Linked DNA regions of Homo sapiens: region 2 is linked to region 1. Evidence: read pairs that join two places in POLR2A ChIA-PET (ENCODE). Cell type or tissue: GM12878. All regions are shown on one strand. Each heading gives the region's core, and the rest is flanking DNA. Links, peaks and the distances in the headings are about the cores only. Region 1 overlaps LINC00885 (long intergenic non-protein coding RNA 885). Region 2 has its middle 9.4 kb from the start of UBXN7.

The links. Peaks named below come from ENCODE experiments on the same cell type or tissue, not always from the same donor. Only the 100,000 strongest peaks of a DNase experiment are listed, where the experiment ranks them.
Region 2: POLR2A ChIA-PET joins it to region 1 with 5 read pairs; 2 of 35 experiments call an interaction of 5 or more read pairs at or near these places.

What each region holds. Positions count from the first base shown.
Region 1 is chr3:196,155,273-196,158,183 of GRCh38, forward strand. All of the region lies in intron 2 of LINC00885 (long intergenic non-protein coding RNA 885), which reads left to right. Among named protein-coding and RNA genes, the nearest start is that of LINC00885, 14 kb to the left of the region's middle. In GM12878, for the core only: no CTCF peak of the experiment used is centred there; no DNase peak of the experiment used is centred there.
Region 2 is chr3:196,440,388-196,443,298 of GRCh38, forward strand. No RefSeq gene overlaps it. Among named protein-coding and RNA genes, the nearest start is that of UBXN7, 9.4 kb to the left of the region's middle. In GM12878, for the core only: no CTCF peak of the experiment used is centred there; DNase peaks (open chromatin) are centred at 514 and 1,195; H3K4me3 peaks cover 728 bases; H3K27ac peaks cover 2,413 bases.

The DNA of each region.
Region 1 (2,911 bases), core at 272-2,771:
GCGCGATCTCAGCTCACTGCAAGCTCCGCCTCCCGGGTTCACGCCATTCTCCTGCCTCAGCCTCCCGAGTAGCTGGGACTACAGATGCCCGCCACCGCGCCTGGCTAATTTTTTGTATTTTTAGTAGAGATGGGGTTTCACCGTGTTAGCCGGGATGGTCTCGATCTCCTGACCTCGTGATCCGCCCCCCTCGGCCTTCCAAAGTGCTGGGATTACAGGCGGGAGCCACTGCGCCCGGCCTCAGACTTTTTGACGTAGGTGTTTAGAGCCACGAACTTTCCTCTTAGCACTGCCTTTGCTGTGTCCCAGAAGTTTTGACAGGTTGTGTCACTATTGTTGTTCAGTTTGAAGAATTTTTTAATTTCCATCTTGAATTAATTTTTGACCCAATGATCATCCAGGAGCAGGTTATTTAATTTCCATGTATTTGCGTGGTTTTGAAGGTTCCTTTTGGAGTTGATTTCCAGTTTTATTCCACTGTGGCCATGAGAGAGTGCTTGATAGAATTTCAATTTTCTTATATTTATTGAGGCTCGTTTTGTGGCCTATCATATAGTCTATCTTGGAGAAAGTTCCATGTACTGTTGAATAGAATGTGTATTCTGCGGTTGTTGGGTAGAATGTTCTGCATATATGTTAAGTCCGTTTGTTTCAGGGTATAGTTTTAATCCATTGTTTCTTTGTTGACTTTCTGTCTTGATGACCTGTCTAGTGCTGTCAGTGGAGTATTGAAGTTCCCCACTATTACTGTGTTGCTGTCTATCTCATTTCTTAGGTCTATTAGTCATTGCTTTACAAATTTGGGAGCTCCAGTGTTAGGTGCATATATGTTTAGGATTGTGGTATTTTCCTGTTGGACAAGGCCTTTCACCATTATATACTGTCCCTCTTTGTCTTTTTTAAGTGCTGTTGCTTTAAAGTTTGTTTTGTCTGATGAAAGAATAGCTACCCCTGCTCACTTTTGGTGTCCATTTGCCTGAAATGTCTTTTTCCAGCCCTTTACCTTAAGCTTGTGCGGGTCCTTATGTGTTAGACGAGCATCCTGAAGGCAGCAGATAGTTGGCTGGCGAATTCTGACCCATTGTGCAACTCTGTGTCTTTTAAATGCAGCATTTAGGCCATTGGCATTCAATGTTAGTATTGAGATGTGAGGTAGCATTCCATTCATCGTGCTATTTGTTGTCTATATGGCTCGGTTTTTTGTTTTTATTTTTTAAATTGTGTTTTTGTTTCATACGTCCTGTGAGATTTATGCTTTAAAGAGGTTCTGTTTTGATGTGTTTCCACGATTTGTTTCAAGGTTTAGAGCTCCTTTTAGCAGTTCTTGTAGTGCTGGCTGGGTAGTGGCAAATTCTCTCAGCATTTGTCTGGAAAAGACTGTATCTTTCCTTCATATATGAAGCTTAGTTTCACTGGATACAAAATTCTTGGCTGATAATTGTTTTGTTTGAGGAGGCTGAAGATAGGACCTGAATCCCTTCTAGCTTGCAGGGTTTCTGCTGAGAAATCTGCTGTTAATCTGATAGGTTTTCCTTTATAGGTTACCTGGTGCTTTTGCCTCACAGCTCTTAGGATTATTTCCTTCGTCTTGACTTTAGATAACCTGATGACTATGTGCCTAGGCGATGATCTTTTTGCGATGAATTTCCCAGATGTTCCTTGAGCTTCTTGTATTTGGATGTCTAGGTCTCTAGCAAGGCCGGGCACGTTTTCCTCGATTATTTCCTCAAATATGTTTTCCAAACTGTTAGATTTCTCTTCTTCCTCGGGAACACCAATTATTCTTAGGTTTGGGTGTTTAGCATAATCCCAGAATCCTTGGAGCCTTTGTTCATATTTTCTTGTTCTTTTTTCTTTGTCTCTGTTGGATTGGGTTAATTCAAAGACCTTGTCTTTAAGCTCTGAATTTCTTTCTTCTGCTTGTTTGAGTCTATTGCTGAGACTTTCCAGAGCATTTTGCATTTCTATTAGGTGTGTCCAATGTTTCCTGAAGTTTTGATTGTTTTTCATTTATGCTGCCTATTTCCTGGAATATTTCTCCCTTCACTTCTTGTATCATTTTTTTCCTTACATTGGGGTTCGCCTTTCTCTGGTGCCTCCCTAGTTAGCTTAATAACTCACCTCCTGAATTCTTTTTCAGGTAAACCAGGGATTTTTTTCTTGGTTTGGGTCCATTGCTGGTGAGCTAGTGTGATTTTTTGGAGGTGTTAAAGAACCTTGTTTTGAGTTGGTTTTCTGGTTCCTTCTCATTTTGGTAGTCTCTGTCAGAGGGAAGGTCTAGGGCTCAAGGCTGCTGTTCAGATTCTTTTGTCCCACGGGGTGTTCCCTTGATGTAGCACTCTCCCCCTTTTCCTATGGATGTGGCTTCCTGAGGACAAGCTATAGCGATTGTTATCTCTCTTCTGGATTTAGCCACCCAGCACGTCTACCAGGCTCCAGGCTGGTACTGGGGTTGTCTGCACTGAGTCCTGTGATGTGAACTGTCTGTGTGAGTCTCTCAGCCATGGATACCAGCACAGTATTTGGGGTGTCTCATGGGTCCTGCAGGAGCGATCTGCTTCCTTCATGGGGTCTGTGGGTGCTCTCAGCTTTCCTGCTTTATTCCTGCAGTCATTCCAGAGCAAAAATTCACTATGTGAGTCTCCACAGCTGCTCTGTCCATCTGAGTCACAGCTGCAATCTAGTCCTGCCTCCCGTCCGCCATGATCCCTGTAACTCTCTATTTATTATTATTAATTATTATTACTGAGACAGAGTCTCGCTCTGTTGCCCAGGCTGGAGTGCAGTGGCACAGTCTCAGCTCACTGCAACTCCGCCTCCTGGATTCAAGGGATTCTCCTGCCTCAGCTTCCCAAGTAGCTGGGATTACAGGTGTGTGCCACCACGCCTGGCTAATTTTTCTACTTTTTGT
Region 2 (2,911 bases), core at 199-2,698, 290 kb after region 1:
GAGGTTGCAGTGAACTGAGATCTCGCCGCTGCACTCCAGCCTGGGCAACGGAGTGAGACTGTCTCAAAAAAAAATTAAAAAAAGAAACATCTGTAATGTAAGAAGTGAAACTGGGATTTGAACCCAGACAAAATGAATTGACAGAAAGTTTGGGGAGGTGATGTGCATAGCAATTAGTATTTTAAAAAAAAGTTCAAAGAATAAAAATATTTCAGTTATTTTTCAGCACTTCTCAGGTGGGCCAATATCGCTACCACCAAAAAGACATATTATATTGTGGGACAGGCATTAAGTTGTTTAGGGTATTGGATGTTATGTCGGGAAAACGAAATTTAGCTAGCTTAAATAGCAAGGTGAGCTAGGGTAGGGCCTGTGTTGGGTACCACAGGGCTCCAGCTCTGCCTCTGATTCTCTTGACTTTCCCAGGACTGTCTGAGCTTTGTTCTAGGCTGGTAGCAAGACAGCTGCAGTAGTCTGAAGCATCACATTCAGGTACAGTGACATGCAAAGGAAGAAGCATCAGCTCATCTCTTCTGTGAGAAAGGACACATTTCCTAGAAGTCTCCTGGGAGAGACATTCCTTCAAAATTCGTCTGAATTGAGTCTGAATTGAGTCACAATTCTGTTCCTAAACCAGTCTCTGCCAAGGGATGTGAGATAAACATAACTGGTGTAGTAAAGCATATGGCTTTGTGGAGGAAGGTGGATACCTCCCCAAAGTTTGGTGCTTTTAAGGAGAAAGAAGGAGGGGAATGAATGTTAATTAGGCAATTAACAAAATCTGCTCCATTCATGAAGCTTCACTATGAGCACCGTGAAACATTCCCACACTTCCCTTCGTTCTGATTCCACCTTTACCTAGAATCTTTCTGATTGACACTTAACTTTTCCAGATTTCTTGATACTAGGAAAGTACTGAATGAGTCTGTCAGTCACTGAAAACATCTATCTCTCACTATTAAATTTAAAAATTGATATTTTGGTTTAGGGTTAGGGTTTTCTGTTCCTACGATTTTTGCTATTTCTAGAATGTTATGTAAATGGAGTCAAACAGAATGCAGTAGCCTTTCGAGTCTGGCTTCTTACACTTAGCATAATGCATTTAAAGTTCCTCATGGCGGTGTCTGCGTCTGTATCTTTTTCCTTTTCATTGCTGAGTATCAGTCCATCATAAGGATGCATCCCAGTCTGTCTATCCATTCCCCAGTTGAAGGGCATTTGGGTTATCTCGTTAGGGGCAATTATGAATAAAGCTACTATAAACTCATGTACAAGTTTCTGTATGAACATAAGTTTTCATTTCTCTTCTAAAAACACCTACACGAGGAATTGCTGGCTCATATAGTGAGTGTATTTTTTTTTTTTTTTTTTTTTTTGAGATGGAGTCTCACTCTGTCGCCCAGGCTGGAGTGCTGTGGTGCAATTTCGACTCACACAACCTCCGCTTCCCGGGTTCAAGCGATTCTCCTGCCTCAGCCTCCCGAGTAGCTGGGATTGGAGTCACCCACCACCATGCCTGGCTAATTTTTGTATTTTTAGTAGAGATGGGGTTTCACCATGTTGGCCAGGCTGGTCTTGAAGTCCTAACCTCAGGTGATCTGCCCGCTTCAGCCTCCCAAAGTGCTGGGATTACAGGCGTGAACCATCCTATCAGGCTGTGAGTGTATGTTTGACATTATAAGAAGCTGAAAAACTGTCCTGTGATTCCTTATTTTTTATTTAATTTTTATTTTTTTTTAGACGGAGTCTCGCTGTGTCGCCCAGGCTTGAGTGCAATGGCACAATCTCGGCTCACTGCAACCTCCGTCTCCCGGGTTCAAGCATGTTCTCCTGCCTCAGCCTCCCAAGTAGCTGAGATTACAGGCATGCGCCACCACTCCCGGCTAATTTTTGTATTTTTAGTACAGATGGGGTTTCTCCATGTTAATCAGGCTGGTCTTGAACTCCTGAGCTCAGGTGATCCACCCACCTCGGCCTCCCAAAGTGCTGGGATTACAGGCGTGAGCCACCATGCCTGGCCTGGCCTGTGATTCTTAAATGTCAATTTGGGGAAGATATCTGGCAACCATCACTTTAACCAAGTGATCCAACTTAACATTAATGAGTGGGACAACCTGATAATTTTGATGTGATGCGTTAGGAAATGTTCAGTATCACCTATGACATATTCTTGGCAAAACTGTACCAATCAAGCCTCTAGGCCTAATTTCCAGACTACAAAAAGTATAGGAAGATCAAGATACAAGTTAAAGGAGGCCATGAGGAAGCACTCAGGCAAATCTAGACTATGGGCATTCATAAGATAACTGTCCTGGTCTCTTCAAAAAGTGAACGTCAGCCGGGCTCGGTGGCTTACGCCTGTCCATCCAGCACTTTGGGAGGCCGAGGCAAGCGGATCACCTGAGGTCAGGAGTTCGAGACCAGCCTGACCAACACGGCGAAACACCATCACTACCAAAAATACAAAAATTAGCCTGGCATGGAGGGAGGCGCCTGTAATCCCAGCCACTGGGGAGGCTGAGGCAGGAGAATCACCTGAACCCAGGAGGCAGAGGCTGCAGTGAGCCAAGATCGTGCCACTGCACTCCAGCCTGGGCCACAGACCAAGACTCAGTCTCAAAAAAAAAAAAAATTAATTTAATTTAATTTAAAAGGCCAGGCACGGTGGCTCACACCTGTAATCCCAGCACCTTGGGAGGCCAAGGTGGGAGGATCACTGGAGGTCAGGAGTTGGAGACCAGCCTGGCCAAGAGAGGGAAACAGGGGAACTGTTATGAATGAAAAGAGAGTAAAGACATTACAGGAAGATGCAAAGCTTTGATTGAATCCTGGTCATTAAAAGCAATCTTCCTGCCTCGGCCTCCCAAAGTGCTGGAATTATGGGCATGAGCCACAGCTCAACTGAATTTCT